2 separate regions of the Homo sapiens genome follow, and region 1 is linked to region 2. Evidence: read pairs that join two places in POLR2A ChIA-PET (ENCODE). Cell type or tissue: K562. All regions are shown on one strand. Links, peaks and the distances in the headings refer to the core of each region. The heading gives the core; the rest is flanking DNA.

Region 1 (7,414 bases), core at 1,008-6,007, 110 kb after region 2:
CCAGCATACGCTGGGAGTAGCCTTCCCTCCAATCCCATTGTGGAGGGGCTGGTGCTATGGCAAGGTTCCAGGAAATGTGGGGTCACCCAGGTTTAAGAAGATGTAGCTACAGATGGCCATCGATGAAATGAACAATCAGGCAAAAAGTCAAAGGTGGATGGCAGCACCAACTCATGTGGCCAAGTCAAGAGGGCAGGCCCTATAGATGGGGTATGTGTTTGTGTGTGCAGGGCAGGGAATGAACCAGGCAGGGAGATCCAAGCCCAGCTACTGAGGGGATCCTTCCTTGGAGCAGCAGAGCATTTCTAGGAGCAGCCAATGTGAAGCAACCCATGTCCTTTAGACAGAGCCAAGCTCCAAAGTGCCAGGAGCAGGGCAGGGAGAGAGTTGCGCTATCCTGGCGAATCTCTTTGCAAAGGAGTGAGCATTACAGTGTTGAGTGATGGCTCCGTCTCCATGCTTCTGGGTGGCCAGAGCTGGAGAAGCAGGGAAAGAAAGGGAGGCAGCATGGTCGGGCTGAGGGACAGAAGAGGCTCTGGCCCTAGGGCTCAACCTCCCCACTGAGCCCTCTCCTCTTCCCTGAGAGAGCACTCAGCATCGACCTCTCGGGCAGCTACCTGCTCCATTGCGTGCTCTCAGAGCAGGTGGCGGCGGCGCTTTTCTCCTCGTCCGTGGTGTTCTGCTCCTGCACGGAGGTGCTGGCGGCCAGCTCTGAGAGCTTGCTACGCTCCATGATCACCATCTCGATCTCTGGAAGCCAAAATGGAGACTGGGATGAGTCCAGACAGCTTTTCAGCCCTAGATTTATACACATGCTCATGTTGGAGAATAAATATGCATAAATGACTCCAAACACATCAAGCACATGTCCGACAGCAGCGACCTGAACACCAGAGACACACTGGGGTGGAAATAAGACAGAGGCCAGAGCCTCTCTTTCCATTCATCACAGCAACACCAAGAAACGTGTTCCTGTCTTTGACAACAAAACACAAATTGCAATCATTTATTCTATTTCGAGAGTTTAAAATCGTCTTTTTTACTTTATTGATACCACATTTCCTTCCCAAAGGATTTCAGGCAGCTGAGAAGATATGACATGTGGTTGATAAACATAATCAACCTCACTGACAACATTCTAAAGCTCCTTACATTTTTTTTTTTTTTTTTTTTGAGACAGAGTCTCGCTCTTGTCACCCAGGCTGGAGGGCAGTGGCGCAATCTCAGCTCACTGCTACCTCCGCCTCCAGGGTTCAAGTGATTGTCCTGTCTCAGCCTCCTGAGTAGCTGGGATTACAGGCGCTTGCCACCACACCCAGCTAATTTTTGTATTTTTCGTAGAGACAGAGTTTCGCCATGTTGGCCAGGCTGGTCTCGAATTCCTGACCTCAGGTGATCCACCCACCTCGGCCTCCCAAAGTGTTGGGATTACAGGCGTCAGCCACCATGTCTGGCCTAAAGCTGCTTACATTTTTAATAGAAAGCTCTGATGTGACTGAAGCCTTTTGTTTTCCTTTTTTACTTACAACTTCCAGAAGGCAGAGAGAGATTAGGAACCTCATTTTTTCTCCCCATTAAACAAGGGTAACCTGTAGCAATCAGCTTAAGCATGGTGTGCATTTTTATTTTTCAGAAAAAGTTATGAACCACCAAAGAAAACATCTTGAATTAAAGATGGATGAGGGTTGGGCTTTATGGTGTCCCCATCAGAGTTCTTGGCTGTGCGGGCGTGGACTTTCAAACAGTCAGCCTTTGGAACTCAGAGTTCACATCTTTTTCCCCACCTTCGGGAGACATACAGGGGGTTAAAAGAGATGACAAAATGTGAACCTGCACTTCTGTTTCCAGAGGGATGTGAACACATACCTTGGGCTCAGACACCGCCTCTGCCATGGTCTCCCTCCCCCCGGCTCATGCAGGGACGTCTGCCACCTCTTCTGCCACCCTAATGTATTCTCCACACAAACCCAAGTGATTTTAATGAAATTAGCTCATGTCACTCCTCTGTTCAAAACTCCCAGTGCCTACTCATCACTCTCAAGATGAAATCCAAACACACGGCCTGGCCCCAGTCCACCTCTGACCTTACCTCCTGGCCATCCCTGCCTGGCTGGCTCATGCTGCTCCAGCTGTGCTGGGCTTCTCACTATCTCTTGAACATCCCAAGCTTGTCTCCATTTTTTTTTTTTTTTTTGAGATGGAGTCTCGCTCTGTCGCCCAGGCTGGAGTGCAGTAGCATGATCTCGGCTCACTGCAAGCTCCGCCTCCCAGGTTCACACCATTCTCCTGCCTCAGCCTCCTGAGTAGCTGGGACTACAGGCACCCGCCACCACACCCAGCTAATCTTTTGTATTTTTATTACAGACAGGGTTTCACCGTGTTGGCCAGGATGGTCTCCATCTCCTGACCTCATGATCTGCCTGTCTCGGCCTCCCAAAGTGCTGGGATTACAGGCGTGAGCTACCGCGCCTGGCCCAAGCTTGTTTCTATCCAAGGATCTTTACACAGTAATTTCCTCTGCCTGGAAGGCTCTCACACCAGGTCTCTCCTAGCCAGGTGTGACTGGGGTGCATCATTCAAGGCTCAGTTCACATGTCGCCTCCACGGAGACATCTTCCTGGACGCCCTCTTCACCTGTTTTTTTTTTTTTTTTCTTTTTTGAGACAGGGTCTTGCTCTGACACCCAGCCTAGAGTGCAGTGGTGTGATCATGGCTCACTGTAGCCTTGACCACCTGGGCTCCCGAGTAGCTAGGAACACAGGTACATGCCAGCACACCCGGCTAATTTTTTAGTATTTGTAGAGATGGGGTCTCACTATGTTGCCCAGGCTGGTCTCAAACTTCTGAGCTCAAATGATCCTCCCACCTTGGCCTCCCAAAGTGCTGGGATTATAGGCGTGAGCCACCACACCGGCCTTCACCTGCCTTTTTTTTTTTTTTTTTAATACCTCTTTAAAAATTGTTATTAACTAAACTAAACTCTACACTTTGGGCAGATTTCATTAGTTTTTCCCAATGTCTTTTTTCTGTTCCAGGATCCCTTTTACATTGAGTCCTCATTCTTAGGTTCCTCTGGATGTGACGTTTCTCAGACTGTCCTTGCTTGTGATGACCTGGACATTTTGAGGAGTACTGGTCAGGCATTCTTGAGAGTCCCTCACTCTGGGTTTGTGCAATGTCTTTCTGCTATTTAGACTGGGGTTACAGGTTTTGAGGAGGAGGACCACAGAGGGGAAGTACCCTTCTCATCACATCCTATCAGGGCACATACTATCAATATGACTTATAACTGTTGATGTTAATCTCCAATACTTGGCCAAGCTAATGTTCATCAGCTTTCGCCACTGTGAAGTCACTTTTCCTCCTCCTTCCATACCATACTCTGTGGAAGAAAGTCAGTAAACACAGGCCACACTTAGAGAATGGGACATTAGGTTCTGAAACGTCTTCGCGTATCTCCATAAATTATTTGGCATTCTTCTGTAGAGGAGATTTGTCCTTCCTCCCCCTTATCTTGATTTTACTTAATAATAATAGCATTCATTGTGACTTGGCTCTTACATTCTCTATTGTTCTGCTTCTTTACTGTCTGCCTTCCTCCACTAGAACAGGGGTTTTGTAGCTGTCTTATGTGTCTTGTTCTCCACTGTCTAATCCAGTGTCTGGCACAGAGTAGGCACACAATAAGTATCTCTTGAAGTGATAAATGAGCGACTGGTCTAGCCCAACACGAGATGTTTTGGCAGCGGGCCCGAGTGGCAATGATTCATGGTAGCTGTGATCTGAGGCGGGGTGGGCCACTCCCCGACAAAGTCTGTGATCAATGTGGTCACAAAGTGTTCTCGTGGGGAGATATCTCATGCCCCAAGAGACTCTCCCCAGACTGTTAGGCATGACTGTACCTGCAGGCACCCCTTGGCATGGAGGAGCACCCCCCCCCCCGCCCCGATATTCACATGGGCCCCGGCCCTATGTGAGGTTCACTCTCACCATCCCCCTTCCCTCCCATCTGATCTGAAGTCAGATGTCAAAGATCAGAGTCTCCCACAGGGCGGGCCCCATCACACAGGTGGGAGCCAACAGTGCTTTCTAAGTGGTGTGTGGACAAATGCTTTGTTTGCATAGTTTTGTACTTATTTCATTGTGCATTGGAAGAAAATTCTAGCTGCACAGAAAGCCTTCTGTGGATATTAGTGCTTAGAATAAGGCTAAATTTTGGGAAAAAAACAAGTGAGTCAATTCAAAGAAAGCTATCCAGTAAACAGCAGAGCAAACAGTACACAGATATGGCCAAGAGCTGGAATGTGGGCTGGGCGTGGAGGCTCATGCCTGTAATCCTAGCATTTTGGGAGGCTGAGGCAAGAGGATCCCTTGAGGTCAAGAGTTTGAGATCAGCCTGGCCAACATGGTGAAACCTATCACAAACATTAGCTGGGTGTGGTGGCGGGCGCCTGTAATCCCAACTACTGGGGAGGCTGAGGCATGAGAATCGCTTGAACCCAGGGGGTGGGGGTTGCAGTGAGCCAAGATTGGGCCACTGCACTCCAGCCTGGGTGACAGAGTGAGACTCTGTTTCAAAAAAAAAAAAGAAAAAAAAAGAAAAAAAAGAGTTCGAACGTGGTGCAGACTGCTGTCGGGGAAACATAATTCTCTTTCCCTTCTGCCATTTTCACCTTCACCAGCCTCCTTCAGGCACCTAGTGTCCTCCAACTACCTTGGCCATCTCCAAAGTGGGTATGGACCTCAGTGGGCATGCAAGATGATTCCCTAGGCAGTAGGTCTTTTAACGCTTCTCATCTTTTAAAATCTATTTTGTTTTATACTGTCCATAATACTAGCATGATCATATTATATATAATTTATAATACATAAATTTTTACACATATTTGGGAGATGTATGCTTAAATGTCATATGTATAGGTTTGCTTGTGTTTACTAACAAGGCTTGCCATCAGACATCTGAAGACTCCCAAGCAAGCCTGTGAGGCTAGCCTCCTCCTCGTCTCCCAGCCTCTGGCCTCTGCCCCATGAGGCAGAGGACGTGGCATAGGCCCACCTCCCCTACAGCTGCAAGTTCTCCTTCCCCAGGCTCAGCTCTGCCCTGCTTGGTTGACACAGTGGGAACTCAGCTCCAAGTACTTCCTAAGGTTACAGGGCCAAGCCCCAGCACCCTGGCCTGGAGGCCAAGCTTTGTGACGTAGTTGTCCCCTTTCTGGCTTAATCTCGTTGGACACCAGCAGAATTCCGGAGCAGAGAAGAGGGTGAAGACAATTCAGCACCAAGCTCATCCAACTTTTTTTTTAAGCAGCTGAATACTAATTTGCAGGACAATTTTCCAGGGCATCCCACCACAGTCAGCAGATGAGCGCAGAGCTGCTCCAGGAAAGGGTGGTGGGCATCAAATGCCTCTGACTGCCGTGGGCTCCCTCGTGCACTCCATGAGGCCCCTTTCTGGAATTCTACGGCTTCACACAAAACTGCTTGAAAACCACCGTCTGGTCCAACCCTGGATATTGAGTATGAGTGCACAGAAACCCACAAGTGCAGTGATTCTTAACACAGCTGGAAATGCAGCAGCAAAGCCAGGACCGCTCCCCCTTCCTCACCCCCAACCCCCGTGTCACATCTTGACGCAGAACCAGACCCACATGGGCCTCTCCACACAAAATGGGATTTCCACACCCTGGCTGTGACACCTGTGCGCACAGCTGCACCTCACAGTCCTCATCCAGCTAGCACAGCTGTAGAGTGAGTGGCTCCACTTAATTTTCTAGATGAATGCGGATCAGATCTTCAAATGTCAAGGAAAGGTTTCTTGCTCTTCTTTTTGATAGTTTTATCCAAACAACCCTTATAGGTACTGAAACAACCCTTATAGGTCTGCCAATTCCCTGAAGCTCTATGCAAAGTGCTATGTGGGCATGGGACCAGTTGGTAGCAGGTTTTTGGGGGAAAGGGCTCCCCAGATTCTCACTGCTCTAAAGTGAGTATCATCTTTAGAAGAGGACATCAAAGAGGACTTGACCTCCCCTGATGATCAGGGTCACAGGGAACCTCCTCATAGTGCTACACCTGAAGTTGGCACGGTTCTGTGCCACTCCGGGCCCCAACTCCAATTGTCCCTGTTGTCACTGGCCAGCCTCCCTCCCAAGGTGCGGGCGCCACACTGCTGCCACCAAGGAAAGCAGCTCAGTAGGCTATGTGGATACAGAGTTCCACCTATGGTCCCCAAGGCCGGGACTGAGGCACTGAGGCTGGATTTCCAGGGGGCTCTGACTGAACCTCAGTTATGATACTATTTGGAGTTTGAAGGGACTGAAGCAATAGTTTAATTTGCTTGCTTTTATGATTTCTGTCACGTCTCTGTGTTACCTGTACTATTTTTCATTTTATTTGAACTATTACTTTTTTTTCACTTAAATACAGCTTAAAAGGAAAGTTTAAATCACCGTTATACTCTACAACCTAGCAGCCCACTTGTAGGTCTTTCTCCGCAAGACACACCTCTGGAAGTATGCAACTGCACATGCACAAGGATATTTACTGTAGTATTCTTTGTAATTGCAAAATACTGGAAACTACCTAAATGCCCAGGCATAACAGACCGATGGAATCAACTATGGTACATACACACAGCACAGCTGTGAAAAGGAATGAAGAAGATCTGAGAAATGATATGGAGTAATTTCCGGAGACATTGCTAAGTGGAAGGAACACATATGCTACCCTGTATGTAAGAAAGGAAAAGAAGAAAACATACACAAATCTGCTTATTTTTACAGAAAGAAACACAGGAAGGAGACTTCTTCAGTACACAATCAAGTTGGTTATCTATAAGAGATGACAGGAATTAAGTGGAAGGGAGGAAGGATACTTCAGTTTGCTAATATTCCATGCATTTTTAAAATGAAAATTAAATCAATGAGAATGAGAAAGAAGAAGCCTAAACTGGAAATTTTAAAAAAGAATCCAAATTTCTTCTTCTTCTTCTTCTTCTTTTTTTTGAGACAGAGTCTCACTCTGTTGCCCAGGCTGGAGTGCAGTGGCATGATCTCAGCTCACTACAACTTCTGCCTCCCAAGTTCAAGCAATTCTCCTGCCTCAGCCTCCCGAGTAGCTAGGATTACAGGTGTACGCCACCATGCCCGGCTCATTTTTGTATTTTTATTTATTTATTTATTTTTGAGACAGAGTCTCACTCCATCGCCTAGGCTGGAGTGCGGTGGCGTGATCTTGGCTCACTGCAACCTCTGCCTCCCAGTCTAACGGGATTCTCCAGCCTCAGCCTCCCCGAATAGCTGGGACTATAGGTACACATCACCATGCCTGGCTAATTTTTTTGTATTTTCAGGGCTCCACCATGTTGGTCAGGTTGGTCTCGAACTCCTGACCTCAAATGATCTGCCTGCCTTGG
Region 2 (7,414 bases), core at 1,023-6,022:
AGTTAAATATCTACCACAAGACAGCTGGAGCCCCAAACCCAGTAGGAAGCTGGGACAGGAAGTGAATAAAGTCCAGCTTAGCCCTTAAGGGATGAAGTCCAACTTGCCAGCTCACACCCAAACCACCACCAACTGGCACAGGGTACCAGACCTGAATAAGACAGAAATACCCTGGCCTTAGGGGTTTACAGTCTGTTGGGAAAACAAGACTGAACAATTCCTCCAGCCCCATCCTCTGTCCCCCAGCCTCCCATCCACCAATGCATCCATCCGCCCACACATCGGTATTCACTGAGCAACTACTTCATAGGCATCCATGAGCACTGTCAAGGACAAGACAAACGAGGTTCCCCACAACCCTGTACCCACCCCCTGGCCAAGTGCCTTCCATTCTAGTGCAGGATAGTGTCAGAGAACAAGGAATACAAGAGGCAATTTCAGCTAAAGCTAAGGACTATGAAGACCATGGGAAAACGGTCTGGCAATTCCTCAGAAAGTTAGATTGTCACATGACCTACTTTTTACTCCTAGGTATATACCAGAAATAACTGAAAACAAAACAGGCGTTCAAACAAAAGCTTGTGCACGAATGTTCGCAGCAACCCATTCAACAATAGCCAAAAGGCAGACACAGCCCAAATGTGCATTGATGGATGAAGGTGGAAGCAAAACAACGTCTATCCATATAATGCATATTATTCAGCTAAAAGAAGGATAGATGCACCTTGAAAACATGATGCAAACTGAAAGAAGCCAGGCATGAAAGGCCATGGATTGTATGATTGATATGAAATACCCAGACTACGTAAATCTATAGAGACAGAAAGCAGATTAGTGGATGCCAGGGGCTGGATGGGGGCGGGGGCGGGGGGGGTGGGTGGGCGATGACTACTTAATGGCTATGGGGTTTTCTTTTGAGGGGATGGAAATGTTTTGGAACTAGAGGAGAGGATGATGGCACAATCTTGGGAAGGTTCTAAATGCCACTGAATTGTTCACTTTCAAGTGGTTAGTTTTATGTTGTGTTAAATTTCACCTCAATTAAAAACAAGCTGCCGTGCAGAGAACTAGGGTGACCTGGGCACTCAGGGAAGGCCCCTTTTTGAGGTATCGGAGCAGAGCCCTGAGTGCTGAGAAGGAACCAGCCATGCAGAGGGCTCCAGGCGGAGGGAAGCACGAAAACAGAGGCCCTGAAATGGGACGCACTTGGCCCTGGTGAGGCACAGCCAGCCAGCCAGTGCGGCTGAAGGGCTGGATTGTGTCATCTGCAGAGAGCCGAGGGGAGAGAGGGCTGGGAGCTGATCCCAGAAGAGGGCAGGGGCCAGACTGCATGGGACCATGGGCCACAGAGAGGGGCTGGTGACAGGAGGGGCTGGTGGGTTTTAAGGAGAGAGCAGCAGAAGAGGCAGAGAAGTCCCTGTCCCGGAGTTAACAGGCTGGTGGGGAGCGGTTGATGGTAAACCAGGTGGGAACAGGTCACTTTTTTGTCATGTCACTAAGCCCTCATCTGCAAGGGCCAGGAGATGTCAACCTGCCTGGCTGCTCCTCTGAGCTGTGTGCTCTGCCAGCCCTTCCCACACCCACCAACCCACCAGGGTAACACCTGTAAGCAGCTCTGGTTCCCTGCGGCCTCCTGAAGCAGCCTCTGGGCCAGTAGGAGCCCAGAGTGAGGAGCAAGGCTGTTCTGGGAGGCCGTAGCCCCTGACACCCCTGGGTCATTTCTGGGGAACAGCTTCTGCTCTGGGGTCTGCTGGTCCACTTGGAGTTTATGGAAAGGGTGGCCTTGCAGGCGAGTTTTGGACACCCTGCCCATCATGACAGATTCTATCTCTAGAAGCAGCTGTTGCCATGGGCCAGGTCCATGAGGCACTAACCACAGCAACATGGCACTCAAAGCCACAGAGTGCTCAGGCTAGAGTCTAGGCCTGGCCATGCCTGCCCACCCCCACATACTGGCCGCCACTGACCCCCCTCCTTGGCCAGGCGCACGCACAATCCCTCGTGAAGCTGAACATTCTGTGAGGGTGAGAGCCATCAACATAAAACCAGCCAATAAATAGAACTTGTGATTTTTTTTTTCTGAGCCAAATGGAAGAAGAAAAATACACCAAAGTGGCTAGTCACCTATTAGCCCTGATTTATACACTACTTTAATATCTCATCCAAGGAAATGAAAGGCATATTTTCATCAAATACAATCGTTTATAGCTTCTAAAGGGGAGACAAACTGCTCTATGACAATTACCTGGGCCCGCAGATAAAATCGGAAGATGTGTCCTAATAAAACACCCTTGTCTGGCAGCCACCCCGAGGCAGCAGCCAGAGTTGTTTTCTTCCTTGTGAATTATTATCTAGGCAGAAGCAAGGACTCCATGCGCTGTGCGGCCTATGGGGAGGGGCACCATTGTGGAGGGTGGGAAGTGGTCACGCCCCAGCACCCACGGGCCCTTGATGGCAATGGTGACATGTCACAGTATCAGAGGCCAACCTGGGCCAGGTTTCTGATGACCGAATCTCCCTCCACTGCCCGGCTCCCCGTGTCACTACTCTGTGGCTTCTGTAAAACTCTGAGTAGGAGGAGGGTGGTGAAATTCAGTTGATATGCAACCAACCTAAATCTGTCACCTGGGTACATGGTCCTTGGACACACATCTTGCTCGCTTGGTGACAGAAATTTAGCCGAGGGATGCTGCTTAAGGTCTTCTCGGTTCTCAGTTCCTTTGTGTTCCCTTGTCAAAGTTCCATGGACTAAACCACCAAGTATCTAGGGCCCCAGAGGGACTTTCCTTGTCTTCCCGTGTTCAGAGAAGGGAGAAGGCCTTTGATGGGCTCTGTTCCAAGGCTGAGCAGATAACAAATGCAGGCTCATTCTTCACTCAACGATACTAAGTGGGGGCACAGAGCTAGGCGCTGAGATGCAGGGTAAACAGCACAGAAGGTTCCCACGCAGGCAACCCTCTCTGCAGGGGAGAAAGACTATGACCAGGCACACAAAGGCATCAGCCAGGTAAGGAACCTCAGTGCTGTGGATAAACGGAACCAGGCTAGGCTGGGTGCGGTGGCTCACGCCTGTAATCCCAGCACTTTGGGAGGCCGAGACAGGCGGATCACAATGTCAGGAGATCGAGACCATCCTGGCTAACACGGTGAAACCCCATCTCTACTAAAAATACAAAAAATTAACCGGGCGTGGTGGTGGGCGCCTGTAGTACCAGCTACTAGGGAGGCTGAGGCAGGAGAATGGTGTGAACCCGGGAGGCGGAGCTTGCAGTGAGCCAAGACTGTGCCACTGCACCCCAGCCTGGGCGACAGAGAGAGACTCCATCTCAAAAAAAAAAAAAAAAAAGGAACCAGGCCAATGCAGTGGCGGGAGGGGACAACCCTAGCCAGGAGCTGATCTGAAAAGGCCACTGAAGAGGCGGCACACAAACTAAGCCTGAGCCGTTAGCGGGAGGCAGCTACACCAACATCTGGGTACAGACATCCAGTGCAAGGCCCTGGGGCAGGGAAGGCCACAGTGATTTACAGGAGTGGGTCTCAAAGTGTGGTCTGGAAATCCTTGTTTTCATAAAAATAGTAAGACATTTTTCTTTTATGTTCATATTCCCAGGGGTGTACTGAGGAGTTTTCCAGAGGCCACAGAATGCATGCTATCACAACAGACAGAAAACAGAAGCAAAGAGGAGAATCCAGATGTCTTCTATTAAGCCAGGCATTAAAGAGACTTGCAGAAATGTGCAAGATCAATTTTTTTCTATGTTTTGGAAAACAGAGTTATTGTTCATAGAAAACTATGTTAGTTATGCATATATGCAATGGGTTTATTCAAGAAGTATATATTGAAAGCATTTCTTAGTTTTAATTTCTAATGTCATAAATATCTATAAATATAATCTATCTAAATGAAAGCTCTTTAAGTTCTGTAATACTTTTTAAGCAGATAAACACGTGGGTGCTGAGGCTAAAACTCTGAGAAATGCTAGCTTAGAGGAGCAGCAGGGGCTGGCAAGGCTGGGGTTGGGGCTAGAGTGAGCTTGGGGTTGGGGGAACTTCATCTGAGAGGCCAGTTGGGGCCGGATCTCACAGCCACCACCCAAGATCAGAAGGAGAGATGTGGATTTTGTTCTAAGTGCAACAGGAAACTACCAAAAAGCTGGAGGCAGGGGTATGACGTAATCTGATTTAAGTACTAGAATGATCCCACTGGCTGAATGGAAGCTAGGGATCCTGAGAAGGCTTCTGTTGCAATCTTGGGAGATCTGGGAGAGGAGATCTCGGATCTCAGTATTTTCTGGAGGCCAAGCAGGCTGGTGGGTGTGGAAGCAGGGTGAAAAGTTTTAAGAATGATTCCAAAGTGCTGAGTGGCTGCTGCTGTGGGGGACCCTGACTACTGAGATGGGGGTGGGGGCAGCCTATGCTCCCACCATGCCAAGGCTCAGGGATTTCAACTTGCTCTTCAGGACACAGCTCTGGTGCCAAGCCAAGGTGGGAGGGCAGCGAGGCCTCCCTCTTTGCGGGGGTGGTGTGATAAATAAGAATGTCTCCATCTCACTCCTCATAGCTGAGTGGCACTTCCAGGGGCAGTCAGGGGAGACACAGCCAAGGGGTGGATGCTGCCTTCAGCAGCCACCTCTGACTTGCTGTTGTCCCAGTTGGCACAGCCTCACACTTGCTGACCCTGGGACCAGCAACAGGACATGGGGCATCCCAGCTGTGCCAACCACCCCGGCAGGCAGGCCCAGGTTCTGGAGCCGGGCCACACTCCTGGCATTTGATGTTCTCACCCACCGGTGGAAGGCCAGGCAGGGTAGAAGAGGTAAGCAATAAGTCATCCTAAAGCATTCTGCAAACAGAGAAATGATCATGTAGATGCTGAAGAATGGGCCGCTTGGCTCCATGTATTTATTTACATTCTACCTTGTTCCAAAAGGGCTCAGAACAGAAATAAGGCCTGGGCTTTTCTCTTTAACCAGTAAGTTCCGAAACTGAAAGACGCCTCAATGACCCTAAAGAAGTCATTTCTTACCAGGTCAATTTGTACTTAGTTAACTTAGACTCAGTCACACTTTATATTTACTTAGCAATCATAGCCACAGAACACGAAGCAACCTGCAGAATTTTTTAAGCAAAGAATCCTCCTGACCCTGAAACAGGCAGAATCATCTCACATTTCATCACTGAAAACAGGCGGTGCCACAATCAGTCTCTCAGCCTAAGATTATTTTTTTCTTTTCTTTTTGAGACAGGGTCTCACTCTGTTGCCCAGGCTGGAGGGCAATGGTACAATCATAGCTCACTGCAGCGTCAACCTCCTGGGCTCAAGTGACCCTCCCACCTCAGCCTCCTGAGTGTAGCTGAGACCACAGGTGCCCACCACCATGCCTGGCTAATTTTTTATTTATACTAGACACGATGTCTCACTGTGTTGCCCAGGCTGGTCTCAAACTCCTGGGCTCAAGCAATCCGCCTTGTCTTAGCCTCCCAAAGTGCTAGGATTACTGGCATGAGCCGCCATGCCCAGCCCTGAGACTGGATTTAAGAAAGAAACCAATCACAAGCTGTGGGTGGCAGAGTGAATTGGTGTACTGTTTTCTAGAGTTCACGTTGGGACTACATATATCAAGATTAAAAACCTTCCCCTTTGGCAAATTCACTGCTAGGAATTTATCACACAGACATGAGAAATTTGCACAATTACACAAAGACACCCTAAGGATGCTCACTGTGACACTGTAAGAGCAAAACACTGGAAATGACCCAAATACGAAACAGCAAAAAAGATTTTTTTGCCCATCCATATGACAAAATACCATGTAACAGTTAAGGAGAATTAGGTTGATTTATACGTGTTAATGTGTGACACTTTCTATTAAGGAAGAAGTAGCAAGGTGCAGCATCAGACATACGGTATACCCCATGTGTAAAAAACAAACATATGCATGACATACAAAGAAATATTTCTGGAAAGACAGGCAAGAAACTGTTAACAATAGTTACTTCTGAAGCAAAGTAGACTTATTTTTCATTTGATCATCTCCTGTCTGGATTTTAAAAAATCATATGCCTACGGTATATACATATAAATAATGAATTATCAAACAATGAAACTAAAATAAATCACATGGGGGAACCAGGACTCGGGTTTTGAGCAGGTTCCTATGGCTGCGTTTTGTTCTTAAATCAATAACTGCTTTTGAAAACATTTCACAACACTTGCAACTTAAGTTTGAAGCCCTATATGGGGAGGGGTTAAGTTGTGAGGGAGAGCTTGGCCAGCGCTCTAAACTTTTGCAACCAAAAGAAAGGCTCTCTTTCGAGGGATCGGGGTGCATACGGATTTACTTAAAGCAGACATGTCAGAACAGGAAGGGGAGAACTCGGTCTTCTGGAGAAGTGGTCCTTTCCACTCTGACAAATCAGCAATGGACTTTCCATTCAAGTTTCTGTTTTGGGAGGAGCGGAGGAGCAGGGTTAGAGATGAGCTGTGGCAAAAGTGGGAGGAGACGCCCTCATATGGAAGGAGTGGACAGCTGACCTGTGGGCAGCACGGCCTTCTTTTGAAGTCTCACTTCTTCAGGGGGTTGTAACCGGAACCAAACACACTCTCTCTTTCTAGTCATCTTACATGGAGAAGGAAATTACTCTCCCACAACTTCAGCACTAATCATTTAAATGTTTCCAAGAAATTTCCAAGAAAATTCTTAGTCAATTCTGAGAAGTTCTTCCACATACCCAACAAATCTCTGGAAAACCAAACCAAACACTAAAGGGAAAGCCAAAATTTATTTTGGGGGCTGTGTTTAATCTTGCGCTGTGCTTTGACAAATTCTAAGAAGCTGGTGCTGCCAGCCGACGGGGCTTCTGAGAGAGGAAGGGCAGCTCACACAGGCTCCACAGAGAGAAAGACCTTGAACGCCCACCATGATGAACGAGCTGTGGCGCAGGGCGGGGGGCTGGCTCACCTGGCACCTTGTCCACCGATGCAAACACGGAGCGCTGCACTGTGGGGTCGCTGCTGCCCCGGCGCCCCTGGTCGTAGAAGCGGAAAGGCAGGTGCTGAGTGGAGGTGGAGGAGCCGAGTCCAAACCCCAGGACTTCAGTGGTGGGCTGGATTGGGAGGTCCAGGAGGGCTACGGTCAAACAATAGCATGGTTCACTCTGAGCATGTGGGATAGAGGGGGGTGGTGAGAATTTGGGGGGGGGGACATCGTAGTGGCTGTGGCCCTGCCAGGCACATCACTTGGGAGACGCCAAGTGGGCGGCAGGCAGCCTCAAGCTGCAGAGACCAGTGGAACATCAAAGTTCCCACTGAGGCTCAACGCACAAGCGGAAGCCAAGTGAGGGCTTCGGGCCAAGGTTGAGACCAAGGAGAAAGGGGTTTGAGCCTGGGCTCCTCGAGTGGAATGGAAGCTGG

Evidence for each region. Peaks named below come from ENCODE experiments on the same cell type or tissue, not always from the same donor. Only the 100,000 strongest peaks of a DNase experiment are listed, where the experiment ranks them.
Region 1: POLR2A ChIA-PET joins it to region 2 with 5 read pairs; 5 of 35 experiments call an interaction of 5 or more read pairs at or near these places.

What each region holds. Positions count from the first base shown.
Region 1 is chr16:11,013,529-11,020,942 of GRCh38, reverse strand. It overlaps CLEC16A (C-type lectin domain containing 16A), which reads right to left. Exons shown (of 24, transcript NM_015226.3): 12 at 618-750. Among named protein-coding and RNA genes, the nearest start is that of CLEC16A, 73 kb to the right of the region's middle. RefSeq lists a silencer at 3,937-4,231. In K562, for the core only: no CTCF peak of the experiment used is centred there; no DNase peak of the experiment used is centred there.
Region 2 is chr16:11,125,695-11,133,108 of GRCh38, reverse strand. It overlaps CLEC16A (C-type lectin domain containing 16A), which reads right to left. Exons shown (of 24, transcript NM_015226.3): 22 at 6,963-7,130. LOC105371081 (a long non-coding RNA gene) reads left to right here. Exons shown (of 2, transcript XR_001752081.2): 2 at 3,611-3,738. Among named protein-coding and RNA genes, the nearest start is that of SOCS1, 130 kb to the left of the region's middle. In K562, for the core only: no CTCF peak of the experiment used is centred there; DNase peaks (open chromatin) are centred at 2,822 and 4,118.